Linked DNA regions of Homo sapiens: all the other regions are linked to region 1. The links are chromatin loops, found by intact Hi-C in ENCODE. Cell type or tissue: CD4-positive, alpha-beta T cell. All regions are shown on one strand. Region 1 overlaps TANC1 (tetratricopeptide repeat, ankyrin repeat and coiled-coil containing 1). Region 2 has its middle 77 kb from the start of UPP2. Region 3 has its middle 67 kb from the start of UPP2.

The links. Hi-C counts contacts between places; a loop is a spot of excess contacts. Peaks named below come from ENCODE experiments on the same cell type or tissue, not always from the same donor. Only the 100,000 strongest peaks of a DNase experiment are listed, where the experiment ranks them.
Region 2: a loop joins it to region 1, with 4 times the contacts of the local background. A loop is called at or near these places in 10 of 110 quality-filtered maps.
Region 3: it touches region 1 in a loop (6-fold over the local background); 9 of 110 quality-filtered maps call a loop at or near these places.

What each region holds. Positions count from the first base shown.
Region 1 is chr2:159,115,690-159,123,689 of GRCh38, forward strand. The region is part of intron 4 of TANC1 (tetratricopeptide repeat, ankyrin repeat and coiled-coil containing 1); the gene reads left to right. Among named protein-coding and RNA genes, the nearest start is that of MIR6888, 67 kb to the right of the region's middle. RefSeq lists enhancers at 2,928-3,222, 7,898-8,000. In CD4-positive, alpha-beta T cell, a CTCF peak has its summit at 3,082 (motif pointing left); a DNase peak (open chromatin) is centred at 3,072.
Region 2 is chr2:158,020,401-158,028,400 of GRCh38, forward strand. It overlaps a transcript of UPP2 not described here. Among named protein-coding and RNA genes, the nearest start is that of UPP2, 77 kb to the right of the region's middle. In CD4-positive, alpha-beta T cell, a CTCF peak has its summit at 4,120 (motif pointing right); a DNase peak (open chromatin) is centred at 4,101.
Region 3 is chr2:158,030,952-158,038,951 of GRCh38, forward strand. It overlaps a transcript of UPP2 not described here. Among named protein-coding and RNA genes, the nearest start is that of UPP2, 67 kb to the right of the region's middle. In CD4-positive, alpha-beta T cell, a CTCF peak has its summit at 3,539; a DNase peak (open chromatin) is centred at 3,470; H3K27me3 peaks cover 726 bases.

The DNA.
Region 1 (8,000 bases):
CATTGGGAAGCTTGCCGAGCTCTAGCTTGGTTTTCTTGATAGGTCAAGATTCAAAATATTCTGTTGTGCCTCATGACTTTGTTTTTCTCCCCAGTTTAATTTTCATAGTATTTCCAAGGTGGGCATTATTCCTGTGTTTTGGGTAGGAATTCTAAGGTTCTGAAAGGTAGAATTTCAGCCCTCGTTGGTCCTGGGATTCCAAGTAATGCTGTTTCTGCCCTACCACAGGTGTAGGTGCTGGTGTAATTAACTACAGTGTGGAGTGGTTTGACTTTGCCTATCTTGAACTTTGAGTGCTCCACGAAGCCATGCTTGTGAAGAGCACCAAGGAGTTGAGTGCAGAGTCTGAGCTAAGGTTGCTGGCCTCAAGAGAGAAAAGAGGATTTTGAAACAGGGCATCTGACGCAGAGGCTGTGAAGGTCAAGTATGATAAGGAATGAAAAGTACCTGTTAGTGGCTGGGCGCGGTGGCTCACACTTGTAATCCCAGCACTTTGGGAGGCCGAGGCAGACAGATCATCAGGTCAGGAGTTTGAGAACAGCCTGACCAACATGGTGAAACCCCGTCTCTACTAAAAATACAAAAAAATTAGCTGGGTGTGGTGGCAGATGCCTGTAATCCCAGCTACTCAGGAGGCTGAAGCAGGAGAATCGCTTGAACCCAGGAGGCAGATGTTGCAGTTAGCCGAGATTGTACCACTGTATTACAGCCTGGGTGACAGAGCAAGACTCAGTCTCAAAAAACAACAACAACAACAACAACAACAAAAAAAAAAAAACAAAGGACCTGTTAGCTTTTGGAAATATGGCAATTGATGACCTTTGAGCAGAATAGGCAAACTTTTTCTGTCAAGGGCCAGATAGTAAATATCTCAGGCTTTGAGGGCCACACAGTCCCTGTTGCGACTATGTAACTCTGCCATCGTAGTACAGAGCAGCCTTAGACAATACGTAAATGAGTGGTCATGGCTGTGTTCCAGTGATATTTTATGTATAAAAACACTCAGTGGTCCAATTTGGCCCCTGGGCTGTAGTTGGCCAATGTTAACTTTTGTCTCAGGAAAGGAAAGGAGAAATGGAAACTTAGCATTTATTCAACCATGTGCTAGACACTGCATGAACATTTTCAAGCCTGCAGCTTAGGTATGAACCCCACTTACAGTGAGTTGATGGAGCGCCCCAAGAGCTTAGTTATAACTTTGCTGAAGGTTAGACTGCTCGTTGATAACCAGTTGGGATTTGAACTTCAGTCTAATTCCAAAGCCTGGGTCATTTTCACTTTACTTCATTGCCACCCGGAATAGTGGCCTTCGATCACTCTCGAAAGGTGCAGATGGCACAGGAGCCCTCACACTCTGCCTTTCCACCATATCCTTCACATGACCTTCAGTGAAGCAGTGTTTGCTGCTTTACCCTCCTCTATGCTGAGGGTGAAAGGACTGTCAGGAACACAACCTAAATACAACATAGAAAGTAAAAGGACTCTCCTGTATGTGACGAGACCTCTTAGTTACCATTAAAGCTTGGGTGAACTTCTATTTTTAATAAAATTTAAATTCAGAATAGCGTTAGATTTATAGAGAAGTTGCAAAGAATGCAGAGTTCCCGTGCACTCCATACCAAGTCTCCTCTTATTAACATAGGACATTAGTATGACACACTTGTCAGAGTTAATGAACTGATATTGATACCTACTAAAGTCTGTACTTTATTCCTTTTTTTTTTGAGATGGGGTCTTGCTCTGTTGCCCAGGCTGGAGTGCAGTGGTGCAATCTCGGCTCACTGCAAGCTCCGCCTCCTGGGTTCACGCCATTCTCCTGCCTCAGCCTCCCGAGTAGCTGTGACTACAGGTGCCCGCCACCACGCCCGGCTAATTTTTTGTATTTTTTAATAGAGACGGGGTTTCACCGTGTTGGCCAGGATGGTCTCAATCTCCTGACCTCGTGACCCGCCTGCCTCGGCCTCCCAAAGTGCTGGGATTACAGGCGTGAGCCACCGTGCCCGGCCTATTCCTTTTTTTTTTTTTTTTTTTTTTTTTTTTTTAAAGCTTATTCCCAATGTCCTTTTTCTATTCCAGTATCCGAGAGGACACCATATTGCATTTAGTTGTCAGGTCTTAGACTCTTCTTGGCTGTGGTGGTTGCTCAGACTTTCCTTGTTTTGATGACCTTGGCAGTTTTGGGGAGTGCTGGGCTGGTGTTTTGCAGGTTGCCCCTCTACTGGAGTTTTTCTGTACTGGAGTTTTTCTGTACTGGAGTTTTTCTCTACTGGAGTTTTTCTCTACTGGAATTTTTCTGTACTGGAGTTTTTCTCTACTGGTGTTTTTCTCTACTGGTGTTTTTCTCATGATTAGACTGGAGTTACAGGTTTTGGGGCAGAAACCACAGAAGTGAAGTGCCTTCTGCTCCCATCTTTTGATGTACACAGTAGCTACCTGGCTTATCACTGTCTTGACTTCGATCACCTGGCCAACGTAGTGGGTGCCAGGTTGCTCCAAGGTGAAGTTATTCGTTTCCTTCCCTCCCCCTTCCATATATTAACATGAACGCATTTGTATGCATGCATAGATGCTGTATGTGGAGTGTGCTGTACTCTCCAGAAGGCAGGAAGTCGCTGTGTGCAGCCCACACTTAGGGGTATGGTGGTGTACACCACCACCATGAGAGTGGAGGATCTATGTAAATTGTTTGGAATTTTTCTGCATAGGAGATTTGTCTTGTTTCCCATTTATTTTCATCAGTATGGATTCCCGGGAAGATGAACTCCCAGTGTTGTACTTGGGTGTGATTCAGGAGTATGCAAGCCTTTCTGCCCCACTTTGTTGCCTTGTTAACTAAGGGAGGCTGAGATAAGTCCTCTCAGGTGCAGTCAGAGTCTGTCCTAAGATGGGGGTAGGGAGTTGCTGTGCCTCAGTGGTTTACTTTCTCAATATAGACTGTTAGCCATATGTGTGTTACCTGAAACCTTAAGGAGAAAGCATTTTTGGCCGGCCTGGAAAGGACACAAGCAAATGTAGCCTTGATGGTGGAGAAACGTCTCTAGCAGGGCTGTGCATCTGAATCAGCATTGAAGCAGCGCCACCTTGTGGTTGATGCTGAATGAGCTGTGTATTCGGCCAGGTTCTGTGATTCTTACCCTGTCTGCATGCTGTTCGAGTAGCTAAAGTACTTTAGAAAAGAAGAAACACTTTAAACTCTTAAAGAAAAAGAGAAGCTACCTCCTAACTTTGCCTTTGTACATGACTGGGTACACAAACAGCAGACATCTTAAAGTAAAAAATCTCTGTAGTTACTTTGTTTGACATACTGTTAATCATGTATTTTCTGGTAAGCCTTTTTGTCTCTGATTGTTCAAAATTGTTCAATAGCTGAGGCGTAAAAGTAGAATAGGTTATAACCCCAAGCCTCTGTCATATTTTTCTTTGGTATAGGCAGATTGGGCAGTTATTTTAATATTCATTCTTCTTTGCCCCCAAATGTCTTCAGATGTTTTTGTACACATGCGTAAGAGGTTTGAGCCTATGTAGGAAGTAGCCAGGGAGTCTACTGAAGTCCACTGTAATGTGTGGGAATGTGGAGCCAGTTATGATTAACAGCTGTCTGCATCCTGGATTGTTTAACCCATTGTTTACACCCACTCTTCAGAACCAGTGGAGGTGGGGGAGTTGGGAAGATGGTTTCATATGACCTGTGGTTGACCTGATTGACTGTTAGCAGGTGCTAAGATGGAGATCAGTTTCAGTTGGTTTTAAAAAAAATCAAGAAGCAGCCACTCTGTTGTAATAAATCATTGTATATTCAGGAATTCTAACTGTAATGTAAAATCTTGATCACCTGTTTTAGAGTAAGGTAAGCAATGACTGTAGTTGCTTTAACCAATAAAAATTCGACATCAACCTGAGCTGTAGCATGTTTAATGTGGAAACCCTGTTCTCTGTTTTGTCCTGAATGCTGAACACTGATAGGAAGTCAGATGCGGTAGCTGAGAGGTCACGATGGCCTGGGTTGCTGCAGGGGACGGCAGCAGGCACTCTTAGGAGGTGAGCTGCGGTCGTGGCTTATCTGGCCCCTCTCACTGATGTCACAGGTTACCTATGCAATCTGTGAGTGCAATTTGTCCTTTTTAGACTCTAAACAGATAATGGCTGAGCCCCCAAATATGGCTTTGCTGCTGCGCTTGATGTTTGCAAGAGGGAAGAGGTGTTTCAGATAATGGAAAGCATGTGCTTGCCAGTGTGAGCTCATCAACAATGAGGTCAGAGGAGGACAGTGCCTCTTGCTCGCAAGCCCAGCCTTCATACTGCCTTTTCTTTCAGTCTCAGGTGCAGCCTGTTGTGGGATTGTTAGAGGCCCCTTGCATGTGGTCTGACATGCCAGCCTTCTGACCATGTGCAACAGGACTGTGGGCTACTCCTGACTTCAGAGATAGCATCTTTGTACAGATGCCAGAGATGCCAGAGACACCCAGGAGTTGAGTCTGCTGGGGGACATGGACAAGGACGTAGGTGACAATAGTGTATGTGCTGTGGGGAAAGGATGACTGTGATAGCATGTGGAAGGTTCTAGAATTCAGAGGGTAACAGAAATGAGATGGCAGTCCTTACCAGCAGGGTGGGCACTGTGGGATAGGGAGTAGACAATGGTGGACTTGGACTTGAGGGAGTAGTTTGTTTATTTTTTTTTAATTTTTTTTTAGAATCTTGAACTTCCATTGAGTATTCTGAAAGGGAGAGATTGACTTTACATGGTGGAGGGACTATTTTGAGCCTTTTGATGTTGAGAGAAGCATTTTATGTACAAATGATATGAATTTTGCATTGCTATTCAGTGCATTATGGTTAAAAATTTTAAATATGGCTTCTCACAAGACTTAAAATTCAATGTGTCAATCTTGTGTTTAAAAAAATTTTAATTATTTTTAGAATGAATTTCACTTAAAGCTAAAAATTATGTATTTCAGGATAGGGTGTGGTGGCACAATGGATCATCACTCACTGCAGCCTCAACCTCCCAAGCTCAAGTGATCCTCCCACCTCAGCCTCCCAAGTAGCTGGGACTACAGGCACACACCACAACTAATTTTTGTATTTTTTTGTAGAGATGGGGTTTCACTGTGTTGCCTAAGCTGGTCTTGAACTCCTGAACTTAAGCGATCCTCCTGCCTCTGCCTCCCAAAGTGCTGAGATTACAGGCATGAGCCACCGTGTCTGGCCTCTCCTTTCTCTTTTACTTACGGCAGTTGAGGCCCACCTAGATAAGCCCCTCATCTCAGGATCCTTAACTTAGTCACATCTACACAGATGATTTTTCCAAATCAAGTAGCAAATACCATAGGTTCCAGGGAGTATGTCTTTGGGAACCATTATCAGTTTACCACACCTTCCTAACACAAGGTAACCTGATGGTCTAATAACATGTTTGCTGGAGTACTAGCTAGCATGTCCACATGTCCTGCCAGAAGAAGGAAAGAGAAGAGCAAAATGGGGTTTCTCCCAGCTGGCTCATCTTTGTAAACAGTCTTCCTTGAAATCCTACCTGATGCTGGCTCACCTCTCATTGGCTCTGTGGACCTAGCTGCCAAGGAGGCTGGGAAATGCAATTATTTATGCACTTAATTGCACTAGGGTGCTAAAGCATAATTTTCTCCGCTATTGTTGTTGTTTGAGACGGACTCCCACCCTTATCGCCCAGGCTGGAGTGCAATGGTGCAATCTTCGCTTACTGCAACCTCTGCCTCCTGGGTTCAAGTGATTCTTCTGCCTCAACCTCCTGAGTAGCTGGGGTTACAGGTGCCCACCACGATGCCTGGCTAATTTTTGTATTTTTAGTGGAGACGGGGTTTCGCCATGTTGGCCATGTCTCAAACTCCTGACCTCTGGTGATCCACCTGCCTTGGCCTCCCAAAGTGCTAGGATTGTGAGCCACTACGCCCAGCAGTTACGAGAAAGGCAATAGCATAATTCATTAATTAGGGAATCCAAAAAGATGTTAATGGTTTAGGAATTTGGGTTATAGAGATTTATATTGTCTGCCAGAGAATTGGTATGGACAAACATTGCTAGGGACAGGAATCATTTGCACTGCCAAGTTTTCTGCAATTTACAGACCTGTAAACTAGTCAATAGAAAGTCAAGAGTGTACACAGCTATGGAAAGATACTGTCGGAGGGTCTGCTTTACATAAGCAACATCCAGGCCCACTGAAGGTACACCCTGTTATCTCTTTTGTCCCTTTCCAAGTGTTTGAAACTTTTTATTTATTTATTTTTGAGAGATGCTCTCGTTCTGTTGCCCAGGCTGGAGTGCAGTGGCAGGATCACGGCTCACTGCAGCCTTAACCTCCCAGGTTGAAGTAATCCTCCCACCTCAGCCTCCCAAGTACATGGGACTACAGGCACACGCCACCACACCCACCTAATTTTTGTATTTTCTGTAGAGACAGGGTTTCACCATATTACCCAGGCTGGTCTGGAACTCCTGGGCTCAAGCCATCTGCCCGCCTTGGTCTTCCAAAATGCTGGAATTACAGGTGTGAGCCACTGTTCCTGGCCTATTTTTTAAAATAGTGAAAAATTAGGGCTTTCTTACAGAGGTGGAAGGAGATGATAGATGCTGGGGCTGGCCTTTAGCTGTTGCTCTCTATACATGGGTCAGAGATGTTTACCCAGGATTTGAGACTTGGGGACTTCCTATAACTGGGTATCACTATTATCATTGAAGTGGCCAGACCCTCTTTTCTAACTAAAAAAAAAATTTAATGTGTTTTTTTAAAATTAACATAGAGCAAAAATGAACTTTTTTTTCTCATTGTACAGATCTGTGACTGTCAAATGCACAGTTGTGTAACTACCACAAAGATACCAGTTCTTTCACCCCAAAATATTCCCTCATGCTGCTCCTTTGTAGTCAACACCCAACTCCTGACAACCCCTGAACTGTCCTCCAAACCTATAGTTTTGCCTTTTCAGATGTCGTGTTTAGAATTGTGTATAACCTTTTGAGTCTGGCTTCTTTCGCTTAGCCTAATGCAGTTGATTCATTCATGTTGTAGTGGGTATCAATTCTTTTTCTTTTTTCTTCTTTTTTTTTTTTTGCAGAGTAATACTGTTTTCCAAAGTGGTTCTACCATTTTGCATTTTCACCAACAGTATGAGGGTTTCAGTTACTTTGCATCTTCACCAGCAGTTTTTATATTTTGTTTTTTAAGTTTTAGCCATCCTAAAAGGTGTGCAGTGGTAGCTCATTGTCCAAGCTGGCCCTTTTAATGGTCTCAGTGCAACCTAGTCAGGTTGAAACTATGATCCATAGCTAATCTTTGGACCTAATCTGATTAAACTCATAAATCCTATTAAGAGCAACAGTGCTTACAGGTATTTCTCTAGAGACAATTGCGTTCTGCATCTCTGTTCCCTGTTCTTGCCCTTGATCTCTGCACCCTGATCTTGGCCCATGAGTGCAGGTAGAGGATTCGCTGTGTGTGGATGTATGCAGATGCATGCCAGAGCAGGTAGGTGTGAGGATGGGGCTGAAGAATTTCCTTCAGGTGCTCCCTTCCGATGGTGATTTTTTTCTGTATAGGGCGAAGGGTGGAGTGTGTATGTGCGTGTATTAGATTTGTTGGAGAAGGCTGGGATAGTCTTGACCTGGTCACTGTGGAGGATGGAAAGAGAGAGTGCTATTGAGTGAGACATAGGACTGCTCTGCCTTCACCCTCTCCTGGCTGGTTAGGGAGGGGTCGTGGAGCACCTTCTAATCAGTGGAAGCTTTCAAGGGACTGGGCTGGGACCCACGCTCCCCTCACCCCACCTCAACCCCTCCAACACCTCCCCATATCTCCCTTCTCACATTCCTCCCCTTACTTCTGAATCTCCTGCCCTGACAGAAATGAAATGGAATTCTGTGGTAGCCACTGTACTGAGTAAATATTGGAGAAGACATTCCCAAATTACAGGATTTCTTAGAAGTTACTAATTTATAGCAAATGAGTATAATTTACTTAAAAA
Region 2 (8,000 bases), 1.1 Mb before region 1:
CGGACATGATGATGATCAGCTCCATTTCCCCTCAAGTCCAGAGACTGGACGGCAGGGTGGAGCTGGCATCTCTGCTCCTTTGCCAAAAAGGAGAAATTGATCTTCTCCTAGTTCCCCAGGATGCTCCCAAGCACACTCCAAATAGCCCACTGCTCACACTCCCTGATATTCCAGGAAGAAGGACAGATGCAACATGGAATGACACCCAGAGAGCTAGAGAAGCCTGCTGAAGCAGGGATGGAAATCCTCCAGGCACAGGGCTGAGGTTCACAGGGCATGCACCAGCATTGTTCGTGCACAGATGACAACCATTCTGACTGGTTGGTGGCTGTGCTTCACTGGTGATCAAGGATGTTAAACACAATCCCTGTGGACCAGAGGCCAGTGAGCTGGCATAAATAAGTGGAGCAGCTTAGTGTAAGAATTCCAAAACCCTCAATTCATTTTTCTTTTTCCAATTTTTGATAGAGACATAATTACAGGAAAATATTTCTTGACTCCAGGAAAATTGTTAGTGCAATGGAAAATGAAAACAGATGCATGGCTTCAGAGAAAGTAAAGAATGATGAGAACAGGGATCGAGGGGACAGCTGCTGCTTGGCTCTACTCTAGGATGGTCTCAGCCTTTATTGGGCCATGAACCCCTCTGGCAGTCTAGTGAAGCCCATGGATCCCTTCTCAAGATGACGCTTTTAAATAAAGAAAATAAAATACATAGGATTACAGAGGAAACTGTATCAAAACACAGGGGTCCCCTGGACCTAGGTTAAGAGCAATAGTCTCCATGCAGTAATATGGGTCTTGCACTTCTAAATATTTTAACCTTTCCAAGAGAAGTCAAGAACCCTAATTTTTAAAAGAAATGTTCTGACTTTTAACTGTTAACATGAAGTCTTTTTAAACACCAAGCCAGTCTAAGTATGTATCTGGATTGGTTTTGGATGCTGGTCTGATACTGAAACTTAATTTTAAGATTCCAGGAGACTCTTCATAAACAAAGAAGCGTGACAATCCCATATGGTGTCAACAGACGAGACTGGGGACAGTGTTATGGCCAAACCAGGGAAAGCCTAACACATGGCTGTCTGTTCATCGGAGGAGAACAAAACACAGCAGAGAAGAAATTGTATCCTATGTGCTTGGATTCATGTTCTTAACAAAGCTAGTTGATATTTGCCTTCCTTTGAGATTTTAATTTTATTATCTCACCTGTCACTATGATTTCCCATGGAGATATTTAGATAGATTTATCAAAGTTTGATATTGGAATTTAAGATTTTTAATTTGCTTTTATCACTTCTTTTCTACTAACTCTTAGAAAATGGCTTTTTCACCTTGGTAGGAAAGAGAGAGAGCTAGTATTATACTATCATCATAGACAGGCTCTACATGGGGAGACATAAAAGACAAAACAGAGGGAAGGTCCCTATTTTAGGAAAATTTTCTTAAATTATTTATCTCTATGAAAGATACCTATTCTGAACATAATTGAAATTAGATGAGATCAGATCATTATCATTTCAAGTAATTAGAAAATATATAGCTCTCTCAAAAACATCATGGAATCCATATACATTTCCTGACAAATGGATCCCCACATTCCAATAAATGGAAGCCATACCATAAAGTCAGCAGTTTTTTTTTTTTTCAAATTGAGTCAATGAAGTATTTAGTAAAGTATTAGGAAGTATTTCCTAGATGAGTGGCTTCTACATTTTTTGACCACTGTGTGTAGTAAAGAAGTATATTTTGCACATGTCTATATAATAAAAGTCTTGGCCATGTGCGGTGGCTCATGCCTGTAATCCCAGCACTTTGGGAGGCCGAGGCGGGCGAATCACGACGTCAGGAGTTCGAGACCAGCCTGGCCAACATGGTGAAACCCTGTCTCTACTAAAAATACAAAAAATTAGCTGGGCGTAGTGGCGGGCGCCTGTAATCCCAGCTACTCAGGAAGCTGAGGCAGGAGAATTGCTTGAACCCGGGAGGCGGACGTTGCAGTGAGTCAAGATCACACCACTGCACTCCAGCCCAGGGAACAGAGTGAGACTTGTCTCAAAAAAAAAAAAAAAAAAAGTTCCATAAAGCTGTACTGGAACTTACTAAGAGACATGTTTTCTAATTTATTCTATTATGTTATACTTCATTTAAAAATGTTGGTCTGAACCCACTAAATTGACACCACACAATAGTTGATTTCACTGACCTGTGCTTTGATAACCTACCATGCTACTTCTACTGCAGGCACAGCCCTCCATTCCCATCTTCTCCCCAAAATGCTCCAGAGTCAAGACAGTCTGGACCAGGTTCTTCTTTCCTCATCCAGACTTGTGCAAAGAATAGGTATAGAGGTTCTGTACGATAGTCAGCTTGCATCTTCTTAATTCCTTATTTATCCACTCATTCTTTCATTCCTACTGTCATTCATTCAAGGAAACATTTATTGAATATTCAGTATGTGGCAGCCACAGATCTTCCATTTAGGGATACAGGCATAAAAGCAGATGATTATAATGTCACAGGTTAAGAACTGAGCTGAGTATGCATAGGGAATGGTGGAGTCTCAGAGCAGTGGCACCTGGGGGCAATGATCTTGAAAGGATAAGAAGGATGATCTGGGTGAAGTCTCCACCTAGACATTCTTACAGGTATCTCAGCACCCAACAAGATGAATGCTAGAGCAGGAAGTGGGTTCAGAGACAGGAGGCCTGATTGGGAGGTGGGGGTGGGTGTGGGAAGGGCGTGTGTGAGGATGGGGTGTGTTAAAGTCTTTGGAGAATAGTGCATGAGGAGGGGAGGGTGTGATGAGGTCATGGGGTTGCTGTCAGTTGGGGGGGGGCATTTGGAAGGCTTTCAGTCCAGTGCTGCTTTACCCCCAATGTAGAGAATTGACATTGCAAAAGTTTATTGTTTTTGTATTGGCAGAGGATCTCAATTCTCAGTGACACTCCATAATAATTAATTGCTACAAACAGCAAAGGCTTAATGCTAAGCTTGGAATCTGGACTCCCATGATCACTTCTCATAAAGAGCCTCCTCTCCCTCTGAAAGCTCAAAATGAGATCACAGAATGTTAGAATTGGAAAGAAGCTAAGTGATGGTTATCTGGCTACTTCCATTTACAGCAATAACACCTGAAGCCAGCGACCTGTCCAAGTTCACAAAGCTGGTCAGCAGGAGAGCCTGGCCTGGAAGCTGGTCTCTTGCCTTTCACATCGAGTTGGGACATGGAGCTTTGGGGTGGGGTGGACACGGTGGGAGTTGGGTGGGGGTGATGGAGTAGCCAGCAGAGGTGCCTCTCCTTCTAACTGCCTTTTGCTGCTTCCTATGCAGGCCAGAGGGAGACACCATACACAAGCAGCCACTCTTCTGGTGGCCCATGGCTTCTTGTTTAGAGGGTTCGACCGAAGTTGCCAGGTCACTGTGGTGGAGCCTCCTATGTTCAAGCAGCAAACATTTGGGTTGTCAGGGGCTTTTGAGAACTCCTGCATTGGTCTCTTGAGCTCTCTTCAGCTCTGGATCCCCTCCCTCCCAGGGCCCAAGGGAGATTGCCTGCGTCAAAAGCATTTCATATGTTAGGTCTCCAGTTTCTTTCCTTAGTAGACTAAAATGTAGCATTGTTAGAACTTGAATGTGCATTAAAAATTCACCTGAGAAATTTGTTTAAAATGCAAATCCCAGGACTTAGACATTCCAATTCTTAGGTCTTGAGGAGGGACCCCAGCAACCTGCATTTTAAAGATCTTACCCAGGAATGCGGATATAGGGATCCCCTGGAGCATATTTTTTAAAATATGGGACTTAGAGCATATAAGGTTTGAGGAAGACAAAGACCTGGGCTTCCTGGGAGGTTATCTCTTCTCCTTAGTTTAAGGACCAAAAGGTTTCTTTCAACTAACCCACTGAGGCCATTTAGAATAGCTTTCTTGCCCCCAAACTGCCAGGATATCACTACAAGTTGACCTGTAGAGGAGCAGGATTGGGATGTAAACTGCATGGGAAAAGATAATCTTAAGAGTCATTTAATTTAATTAGCAGTAGGGCCCCAACGCCTGGGAAAAATCAGGTCTAAGTGGCAGTTTCCACAACAGCCACAAGGTGGCCACCTTCGGCGTCAATTTGAAGAGCTCAGAGAGTTACCATCAGGTTTAGCTTATTTTCAATGTTAAATGTCATCAGTTTTTAACGTGAGTGTTAATTTTAAAAGGATGCAAGAAGAAATGGCTTCACAGGAGAGCCTTCAAACTCACATTTTAATCAAATACTGACATGATCTAGATGGAGGAATTTAGTGAGGTTTCCACATCAGACCCCAGAAAAAAGATAAAAATCTGTTTGAGAAAAAGCCATAGTCTTTGCAAAATGAAATGTGTCACTTAAAGGGAGTGTTTTTTAAAGCATTCTGAAAAGTTGGCTTTTTGGAAAAGTAGCAGGTGCAATCTGGTCATAAAAAATAAAAAAAAATTATCATCTGGTAAATTTTTCTTTTTATTGGTGCATAATCAAGATCAGAAAATAGGGCCAGGTGCAGTGGCTCACACCTGTAATCCCAGCATTTTGGGAGGCCAAGGCGGGTGAATCACCTGAGGTCAGGAGTTCAAGACCAGCCTGGACAACATGGTGAAACCCCGTCTCTACAAAAATATAAAAATTAGCCAGGCATGATGGCGGGGTGCCTGTAATCCCAGCTACTTGGGAGGCTGAGGCAGGAGAATCGCTTGAACCCGGGAGGTGGAGGCTGCAGTGAGCTGAGATCGTGCCTTTGCACTCCAGCCTGGGTGACAGAGCAAGACTCCCTCTCAAAAAAAAAAAAAAAAAAGATCAGAAAATATAAAAAGGTCAGGGTGGAGGGAAGGGTGTGGGTGTGGAAATGCTCTGGATAAATGCAATAACCCCAGGGCCATTGTGGACCAAAAATGACAGCAGAGCTGTGGCTTGGCTGATGCAGACCTGAGCCTTTCTTCCCAGCAACTCCACGTGCTTTAGATGTTATCCTAACTGTCCTGGAGTGTGGAGGCCAGCAGGCCTGCAGGGAGGAGCAGCTACAGGGGAGGGAAGCCAAACAGGCTAAGAGCAGGGTACAGGAGGCCTTGAGGACTCACCACAGTGCAACTGCAAGCCAAGAAGCCCTGCCTCAAGCCTCCGGGAGGCCGAGCCACTGGCAAGGTCACTGCCAGCCTGTGACCTCAAGGACAGAGCAGCCAGTAGTTGGGGTTTATGGTGAGGCCACGGTCACCATTCCACAGGGATAGGTTGGAAAATATAGCAATGGCATCAGACCAGCAGAGAATGCTGGGGACAAGGCTGCTGGTCACTTAGTGGGCTTTGGGCCATATGTGTACACATCTGTGTAAAATTAGTTCAGAGAGCAACTCCTGGCCAGAGCCTCACACGGAAGACATCCTCTGACGCATCTGAATTCCAGAACAATGTGCGTAGAGAGGTCAGTAGAAGGGGGTCTGGAGGGATAAACATCACATCCTCGTGTTCCAAGGGCACATGGGAAAGTTGGCCTCACATCCTACCCTCTCATTTCAGCTTCGTCTGGAAGAAGCAGCCCCGGAAAGAAAGAGGACATAATCGAGGGAGGCAAAAGGCCACCAGGACATAAGAGGTGGTGATGAAGTACAGCAGCCTCCATAGCTGAGGCCTTCCTCTCCAGCCTTCTTCATTGTATCTCCCGTCGTGCTCTTTGTGAGGTTAGGAAATGGTGGGAAGGGAAAGCTCTTGTCGACAAGAGACCTGAGGCGGCCTGGTTTCTTAGATATTTGGAGAGTGTGGGAGAGGATTCTAAGAGGTTTCTCTTTCTGCCTCTTCTCTTATCCTCGCAGAGCAGCATCGGGGGCTGAAAATTCCCAGAGCATTACCCTTGGTGCTTAGGCTGCCTTCTTTCTAGAAATATGCCTTCAGCTCTCAAGCAGAAAGTAGGACAGTGTGGGGCCCAAGTAAAGGTCTCAAGGTCCTGATTGTTCTGAGGGACAGCTGTCCTTTGGTTGTTCTCTGATCAGGCCAGCTCACTGCAGGCAAAATTGGATGACAGCATATACAGAGAGCAGGACTCATGTTCCCAATGTAAGAACGAGCGTCTCTCTAGGACTATATCTCATGGGAACCCTCTCTGTGCTGCTTGGTAGATGGAGGAGATGCATATATGGTTGAGGAGAGGGGATACTTCATAAGTCACCGCCTTGGCAAGACTCTTTTTCCATGACATTACCTGTGGCTCCAGGAGAGTGGCTTCCCAAAGTTGGCCACACAGAAAGAGTTCAAACCTGCTGACTGCCATGAGATGACCAGGTCATGTTTAATATAAAATATAACAGGCAAGCAGTCTGTATTAGTCCATTTTCATGCCGCTGATAAAGACATACCCAAAACTGGGAAGAAAAAGAGGTTTAATTGGACTTACATTTCCACATGGCCGGAGAGACCTCAGAATCATGGTGGGAGGGGAAAGGCACTTCTTACATAGTGACAGCAAGAAGAAGTGAGGAAGATGCAAAAGCGGAAACCCCTGATAAAACTATCAGATCTCTTGAGACTTATTCGCTACTACGAGAACAGTATGGGGGAAACTGCCCCCATGATTCAAATTATCTCGCACCGGGTCCCTCTCACAACACTTGTGAATCATGGGAGTACAATTCAAGATGAGATTTGGGTGGGGACACAGCCAAACCTTTATCATTCCACCCCGGCTCCTCCAAATCTCATGTCCTCACATTTCAAAACCAATCATTGCCTTCCCAACAGTCCCCTAAAGTCTTAACTCATTTCAGCATTAACTGAAAAGTCCACAGTCCAAAGTCTCATCTGAGACAAGGCAAGTCCCTTCCACTTATGAGCCTGTAAAATCAAAAGCAAGCTGGTTACTTCCTAGATACAATGGGGGTACAGGTATTGGGTAAATACAGCCATTCCAAATGGAAGCAATTGGACAAAACAAAGGGGTTACAGGACCCATGCAAGTCCGAAATCCAGCGGGGCAGTCAAATTTTAAAGCGCCAAAATGATCTCTTTTGACTCCAGGTCTCACATCCAGGTCACACTGATGCAAGAGGTAAGTTTCTATGATCCTGGGCAGCTCCACCCCTATGGCTTTGTAGGGTACAGCCTCCCTCCTGACTGCTTTCATGGGCTGGCATTGAGTGTCTGTGGCTTTTCCAGGCAAATGGTGCAAGCTGTTGGTGGATCTACCATTCTGGAGTCTGGAGGATGGTGGCCCTCTTTTCATAGCTCCACTAGACGGTACCCCAGTAGGGGCTCTGTGTGGGGGATCTGACCCCACATTTCCCTTCTGCACTGACCTAGCAGTAATTCTCCATGAGTGCCCCACCCCTGCAGCAAACTTCTGCCTGGGTATCCAGGCATTTCTATACATCTGAAATCTAGGCGGAGGTTTCCAAACCCCAATTCTTGACTTCTGTGCACTTGCAGGCTCAACACCATGTGGAAGCTCCCAAGGTTTGGGGCTTGTATCCTCTAAAGTCATGGCCTGAGCTCTACATTGGCTTCTTTCAGCCACGGCTGGAGTGACTGGGATGCAGGGCACCAAGTCCCTGGGCTGCACACAGCACTGGGATCCTGGGCCAGGCCCACGAAACCATTTTCTCCTAGGCCTCTGGGCCTGTGTTGGGAGGGGCTGTTGTGAAGATCTCTGACATGCCCTGGAGACATTTTCTCCATTTTCTTGGAGATTAACATTTGGCTCCTCTTACTTATGCAAATTTCTGCAGCTTGCTTGAATATCTTCTTAGAAAATGGGTTTTTCTTTTTCTATCACATTGTCAGGCTGCAGATTTTCCAAACTTTTATGCTCTGCTTCCCTTATAAAACTGAATGCCTTTAACACTCAAGTCATCTCTTGAATGCTTTGCTGCTTAGAAGTTTCTTCCACCAGATACCCTAAATCATCTCTCTCAAGTTCAAAGTTCCACAAATCTCTAGGGCAGGGTCAAAATGCTGCCAATCTCTTTGCTAAAACATAACAAGAGTCACCT
Region 3 (8,000 bases), 1.1 Mb before region 1:
ACTAATCAGCTTTGCAACTTTAGGCCAGTCAGTTCCCTCAACTTTCCAAGGGCATTAGATGAGTTGTGTTATTTTTTTTTTCCTAGAGCTTACTATCCTTTTATTTATGAGAATAAAAATAAGAAGGCAGCAAAATATTAAAATTAAATAAATGGTACAGAAAATAAATGCCTCAGAATTAAAAGAAAACAAAAGATCAGTGTGGGCTGGAGTGATTAGGGGAATCATTTGATTTCTTATCAGGCTTTCCTCCTTCATTAGTTGTAGACTTTAGGTTCATAGATTTTGGAGTAGGAAGTAAAGTGAGGGCCAGGAAGGAGAATTCACTCACGTAAGGTCCTGTGGCTACATAAAAGGCCCTCAAGAACTAAAGCATAATCTGGCCTCCCAAGCCCTAAACCTACGTAAGGCATTGCTTGGTATGTTGAGGGACTTGGAGAAAAGGAAATTGTTTCTTCCTGGTGGTTTTCTTCATACATTTGATGATTTCATTCTCTTAATTTGGCTCTTTGAAGGGACTTCCGAGATTTTGAGGCCCTGGAGGAGGCTTAGGGATGGGTGAGGAGTGCAGAGATCTGGGAAACCTGAGCTGTTGGAACATCTCCAGGACCGCTGAGGTTCCGAGCCAGCTCTATTCTAACAAGGATCTGCAGAGGCAGCCAGTGTCGGTTTGGAAGGCCATAGTTATCTTTCCAGTTGGTAACACATAAAGCTGTTTAATCAGATACATGAACTTCTTTGTATAACTCACTCAAACCACAACTCTACCATCAGAAGGCTATGAAATAACATTGAGAAAGTAGATTCAATGTCTGCCACAATCCAGGTGACTGCATTTCCTACATTTTTGGTTTTCTTCAAAACTGGAATCCCTTGGATGGGTAAAATACTAGCGTTCTTTCTTTAGCAATTTCCTCGTGTTTTAAAAGGTGGTTAGAATTTGATCGTGATCATGATCATCACCATTATCACCAAGATACCTCCCTCGAGTATGTTCATCATTCAGAGCACACATCTTCATACAGCTGAATATTGTGTTCCCCTCTGGGTGGCAACTTTCATGAGAGACTCTGGAAACCAGAAATTTCCCAGGAGAGAGCTGCCGGAATGGTACAGGGTCTGTAAACTATGATAGATGAAGATCAAAAGAATTGGGGAATCTCTGCTCTGGAGAAGAGAATCCTGACAAAAATTGAGAGCTAGCAGCTGCTTGTAATGCAGCATTGGGAGCAGATATTGCTGATTTTGGCTTAGTAGAAATAAGAACTTAATAAAACTTATAGCTATTCAATATTGGAGTGGGTCAGGATGAAGTCATGCACATCCTGTCACCAGAAATGTTCATGGCGAGACTGGGGAAACATCTTTCAGGGATGCCATGTAGGGGACCCCCTCCATGGGCTAAGTTGTGGTGAAAAGTTCTGGGTTTGAACTGGGGAGTCAAACAGGTATATGACAAAGAGCTTACCTCTGAGGGGCCTGTGGTCTTCCAGAACAAAGGCTGCCTACATGAAAATATAAGCAACAACCTAAGGAAGTGTATGACATAGGACAGGGGAAATATTAAGAGCTGTGGGTGGTGAGGGCAGTGGCAGAGGAGGGCTTCATTAGGAGGTGGGACATGGGGGAGGTGCTGAAACATGGCTGGGACTGAGATCACTGGAGAGGAAGACTCAGGGCTGCATTTGGGGCTACGGGGAGCATTGTGAACAAAAGACTGTGCTGGAACACAGTATGTCTGGGACAGAGGAGGATTTGTGAGGATACAGATCATAAAATTAGAGAGCACTACAAAGGCTGGATTCTGGAAATCCATGAGTTCCAGGTTATTGAAGTAAATCCTCTAATGGTTTTTGAGTTGCTAAATAGCAATGCTTTTCATATCTGACAGGCAGCACAGGTTTCTTTGTGCAGGGACACAGAGAGGCCAAATGTTAAGGTAGGAAGCAAGTAATATCATGGCATTTTCCTGACCTCTTTCATCTCTGCAGGCTCTGGCCCTAACAGGCTTTTAGGGGGAAATTGTACATTCCTTCTGGTATTTACCAGTATTGGCCTACCCATCCTTAAACCCTCAAATCCCGCTGTATAATTACCCCTAGGAGGCCAGGGGTCATTTAGAACACCAAATGTAGGCAACACCCAGCTATTAGAACTCAAACTTCAGAGCTCTACCTAAATTCTGGCCTGAAGCATACTGAAGATGGGAGGGGGGCCCCAAAGGTGGAGGACCTTTGAGCATGGTGTTTCTTTCTTGAAATAAAGGTGTTTAGTTTCTGAGGTTGGCCTGGGCAGGCTGTGTTCCTGTATAGGGAAGGGTATAGCTCCACTCCCAGGGAGGTCTCTCTGCCACACTAGAGCCCTGGCGGCAAAAAGGCTTACAGATGCTCTCACACTCACCTACTCTCCTGCTTTCTGCATTTAGCTGGGCTCTTAGGGAGGAAAACTGAGATGAGACTCAGGGGTGCTCTTATGACTGCAGATGGGATGGGTGGTTCCAGGAGGGAATGCTGAAGAATAGCTTCTCCAGAAGGGATCTTCCAGGGAGCTTGAGGGGAGCCAGCCAGCCAGCCAGCCAGTGAGTACTCCTCCTCTTTCCTGGGAAGAAGGAGAAGAGGCTGGGGAATGGGCGGTCCAGCAGTTGGTCTCCATGTAGGGCAATTCCTTGGCAAGATAGCAGCAATAACTAACTAGTTCTATGCAAGATCTACCTGCAGGCAGCTGTCCAACACGTTATAATTAAAGGGGTTCCACAAGCCCACTTTTCCAAGTAGTTTCTGTTATTAGCCTATCCTCAGGTTTAAAATGCTACCATTAGGAGAGATTCACTGGACTTTAGCACAAATCTCACCCCAAGGTTCTCTTAAAACATGCAGTTTCACAAGGATGCAATGAAATTAGTTTATTTGCTTATTCCAACCTGTTGAGAAGAGTGCATTGCCCTGAAAACATTAGGAGTTGGAGAAGGCAGCCAAAGACAACCAGATGTTTTGAGAGTGGACAGTACCAAGGGTCACCTTTACTTCCTTCAGGATTTGCTCTGGGGCAACACAGACCCGGTCAAGCAGCATCTCCTGGCTCTGGCAACCCAGAGAACAGTGTAAGGCTCCACACTTGGAAGTGGATACTTTTCAAGCTAGCTGTATGTTCAGTCTCTCCAGGAGGAAAAGCCATAAGAATCTAGGAGTTTGACCATGATCATGAATTCCAACCTTCCACCTCTGAACTGCTCTTCATGGTGTTCCTTCCTGCATGCATTTTTACCATCAGGGTGCTTGTTCTTGAAGCTGCCTGGGGACTCTCAAGTCTGCTCTCTGTGGGGAGGAGGTACGTTTTCACTGAGCAGACACAGCACTCCGCAGGGCAGGGAAAGCTCTCTGTTCCTCTTCCAGTGCAGAAGCCAAGGTCCTGGCTCCTTCGACCTCACACATAGGGCAAAGGCTTCTGCTCAGATGCTTTTCAGAGAGAAGGAAACCGTCCAGCAGGTGTCAGTAAGTTCTAAGATGTGTAAGGAGCCTGGCTTGATAATGGAGTGTGCTCTTTTCCAAACCAGCTCAGCCTTCAAGGATCTCAGAGGAGATGTGACAGACAGAGGGCCTTGAGTGACAGAGCTTCCAAGAGGGGAGCTTGGGAAGGGAAAATTGAAGTCCATTTCCTTCCAGAGATTTGTCGTGTGTGTGTGCCTGAGGATTCTAGGAAGTCTGTCCTATAAATCTGGACTAATTACGCATAGTGAATGAAAAGGAAGAGATTGTTTGGCACCAGTCAGCAGTTCATTATGTCTATGCCTCTGCTGCAGAGCATGAACCATTTCTGGCTTTATCTCAGGGGCAGCTTGTTCGAACTAGCCTTAAGATTCTCCTTCAAATTGAATGAGGCCTTAAACTGAGGTCACTGTGGAAAGGTCACTGTCAGTCCAGCCTGGAGAACTCTTTTCTGAATTAAGTTGGCCCTCCTCCAAATAAAGTGCACATCAGAAGCCCCAGAGCCACTGTAGCTTGCATTAGAGCCCCATTTCTGGCCTGGCATCAAATGGGGTTCTTGAAGATGTGAAGCAGAGGTGTGGAAAAGAGCTCTTTACCTTGCTACATCCTCTTCTTTTTATCAGAATTTATTAAAAGATTGCATTTTCAGGTACAGTGCTAGAAACTACAGAGGATACGTAGAGATATAAGATGGGGTACCTCAGTTTAAGAGGATCAGAATCTTTTTTTTTTTTTTTCTGAGATGGAGTCTTGCTCTGTCGCCCAGGCTGGAGTGCAGTGGTGCGATTTCAGCTCACTGCAACCTCCGCCTCCTGGGTTCAAGCGATTCTCCTGCCTCAGCTCCTGAGTAGCTGGGATTACAGGCATGCACCACCACGCCCAGCTAATTTTTGTATTTTTAGTGGATACGGGGTTTCACCATGTTGGTCAGGCTGGTCTCGAACTCCTGACCTCATAATCCACCTGCTTGGCCTCCCAAAGTGCTGGAATTACAGGCATGAGCCACCGCGCCCGGCCAAGGATCAGAATATTGAAGTGGGCTCTGATAGTCTGTCATTGATCAGCATATTATCCCATTCCTATTGTGCTGGATACAATCAAAGGAACTCCTCCTCCATTTTACAGAATCTTGATGGGTTATTAATTGGGCACCATACCCTACTACTGCGGCATGGGCTTGTAACCTGAGCTGGCCAATCAGAGTCTACCTGGGAATTGCTTTATGGGTGTTATCAGTTTCTTACAGCCAGAGATGTGAAACTAATTCATACATTGATGACATTAGATCTGCCAAACTGTTTAGCACTGTATAAAAACCAGCACATAATTCTGCAGGGACGGGATTGACTGGTCCAGAGATGTTCTTATTTTACATTGTAAGCAGTTGTTCAAATACACAAGGGTTGAAACCAGTTTTCCTCTGTTAAACAGCTGTCATCCTTACAAGCTACTGGAATAGGGGATTTCTAGGAAGTTGATTTTCACGTTAAACATACATTAGTGTTTTCCAAGGGACAAGGATTGTGTCAAATAGTTGGCCAAAATTTACCAAGCTCCTGGAGATGTTGTCACTCCTCTGACATGTAAGTCTCTTGGGCAGTAGAAGGGTCGTGAATGTAGATCCTAAAAGAACTCAAGCTCACAAGCTTGGAAAGTAGCAGTGATGATTTAAAAAACAAAATACTCAACTTTACTTCTTTAATCTGTAAAATTAGATACATTATCATTAGAGAAGGGCTAGAAAAAAATGCTTGCTGAGTTTCTTAAGCCATTCTCCAAGATTCATAGTGTCACACATTCTGTTATTAAAGTTATATTTTATGTTTCACAAGTTTCTTTTTTTTAAGGTATAATTTCAAAGTCTTTTCACTTGAACCTGAAAAGCAGGGTGGGCAAATACTCAGCTCCTTCACTACGACTGTACCCCCGAGCGCTTGGTGGAGACATTGATGCCTCCCAGCACAGTTCCTGTGGAGTCCAGGTGTGGTCTTGTAATTGACCTCAATACAGAGCTCTCAGCATCAGCATTCATCACCAGGCCATTAGTGTGGGCCTATTGTGTGCCATGAAAGATGAAAGCTATTTTCCAGTATAAACTATAGCCAGTGGTGCCATTTTATGTACAGACTCTGAGCAGAAATTTTGCTAGCTCTTATCTGTTCGTTCATAAGCTGGTGTAAGTAAGGCTCTGAGAAACACACAACTTCAAAATCAATCAATGATAGATTGTGACACTGATGCTATGAATATAAATGTTTATGGAAAGGCAGGTGAAGATAAGACCAGTTACTTTTAAGTTCTCAACATGTCAGTTATCTGTCCCTGTGGGCAGAAGATAAATATTCATTAAATAAATCAAAGAATGGTGAACAGTTGAAAGGGGGCACAGTCAAAATTTCACATTTCCAAATGTGTTTTGCTTCACACTGAAGGGTACCAGACACACAGACACGGAGACCCCAAGGTCTTCTGTATGTTCCTTAAAAGAAAGTGACACATCTCCAACAAAACACTGGCTCAGTAGAAAGTCTGTATGGGGCTGGGAAAGTTTCCTATCTTCAAGTTCATTTATTTTTTGGAATCTCAGATTCATTCCTATCTCAGAGGGCTAACCAGGCTCTGACTTGACATAAAGGATAGAAATGTAACAATCCTTGGCTGGGTGTGGTGGCTCACACCTGTAATCCCAGCACTTTGGGAGGCTAAGGTGGGTGAATAACGAGGTCAGGAGTTTGAGACCAGTCTGGCCAACATAGTGAAACCCCATCTCTACTAAAAATACAAAAAAATTAGCTGGGTGTGGTGGCGGGCATCTGTAATCCCAGGTGCTCGGGAGGCTGAGGCAGGAGAATCGCGTGAACCTGGGAGGCGGAGGTTGCAGTGAGCCGAGATTGTGCCATTGCACTCCAGCCTGGGCAACAGGCTGGAGACTGTCTCAAAAAAAAGAAAAAAGAAAAAAATCCTTTTGGGGGGATATATTAGTTTCCTAGGGCTATTGTAATAAAGTAGCACAAACTGGATAGCTTAAAATCACAGAAATGTATTCTCTGATTGTTCTAAAGCCTAGAAGTCCAAAATCCAAGTGTCAGCAGGGTGAATTCCTTCTGAGGCCTCCGAGGGAGAGTCTGTTCCATGCCTCTCTTTAGCTTCTGGTCATGGCCAGCAGTCACAGGGACTCCTTGGCTTGTAGAGGCATCACTCCAATCTCTGGTCCATCTTCCATGGTGTTCTGTGTGTGTGCCTGTCTTCACATGACCATCTCTTTTATAAGGACACCAGTCACATAGCATAAAGGATCCACCCTACTCAAGTATGACCTCATCTTAATTTAATTACATCTGCAACGACCCTATTTCCAAATAAGTTCAATTCTGAGGTACTGGGGGTTAATATTTTTGCATTTTTTGGGGGGTGGGGGGAGATACAATTCAATCCATAACAGGGAATGAGGAAATATCTGATCCCATCAAATAGTGAATGTTGCCAAAGCATGTAAAGCAACATCTTAGATGGTTTTGATTTATGGTGGCAGGTTCATGGGCCCTTAGAAAGAAACTAAGGCAGAATGTATCCTCAATGGGTAGAAGCATTTCTGCTGCATTGTTTTCCCATTTCTGCTCTGATTAGAATGTCAACAGTCGCCTAAAAGACAAAGGCTCTATATTCCATCATCAGTCTCCAGAACCATCTTATTTTCAGTTTCCCAAGTTTAAGAATCTCAGCACACATAATTTAGTATTTGTATCAATAACACTGCTTTTTGTATTTTATTCAGGTGGCTTCTCTTTCCTGGGCTTTCAGTCTACCAGATGTTTTAAATGGCTTTCATACATGGAGAAACAGAAAAGAAAATATTCCACAGAGGTTAAAGTGATGTGAGGCTGATTTGTTAAAAGTGTTGTGTCTTTAGAATAAATGGATACTAAAATAGTTGATTTCAAAGAACCAGATTGATAACCCCATTTTGATTGCATCAATAATGAGGACAAGCAAATCAAAGATACTTTGTAGCACATGTTTGCTAGTGTTCTTGTAATTTTTCACTGGGCAGATGCTGGAATGATATATATTTTGTATTATGCAGCAACAGTAGACAGACAGCTAATATTTTTTTCCAGTTCAGTTATTCATATCTTAGCACTGCTATAGAAAGAAGTAATTTCATTCTTTTTATTGCAGAGAAAGAAAAGAGTTTGTGCTACTCTTCACCCTTGAGCTGGAACAGCCTGTGGCTAATGCCCATTTGTAAAACCACATTGGGAGAGAATTTTTTTTACTCTCTCTGCTTCCTGACCTCCCAAAAGACATCATTGTCAAATGTGGGCATTAGAACTCTATTGAGGGTTTCTATAAAGATGGCAGGGAAGAAGAAAGGGTTGTATGTGCCTGGCACTAATTTTAATTTTATCCCCAGAGACCAGGTCACCAAAGCTAGTGTTATGCAGAGAGTAGACAATAGGTTCCATCGGGGCATCCATAATTTTCCCCATGAGGGAAATGCTTTCCCCTTGAGAG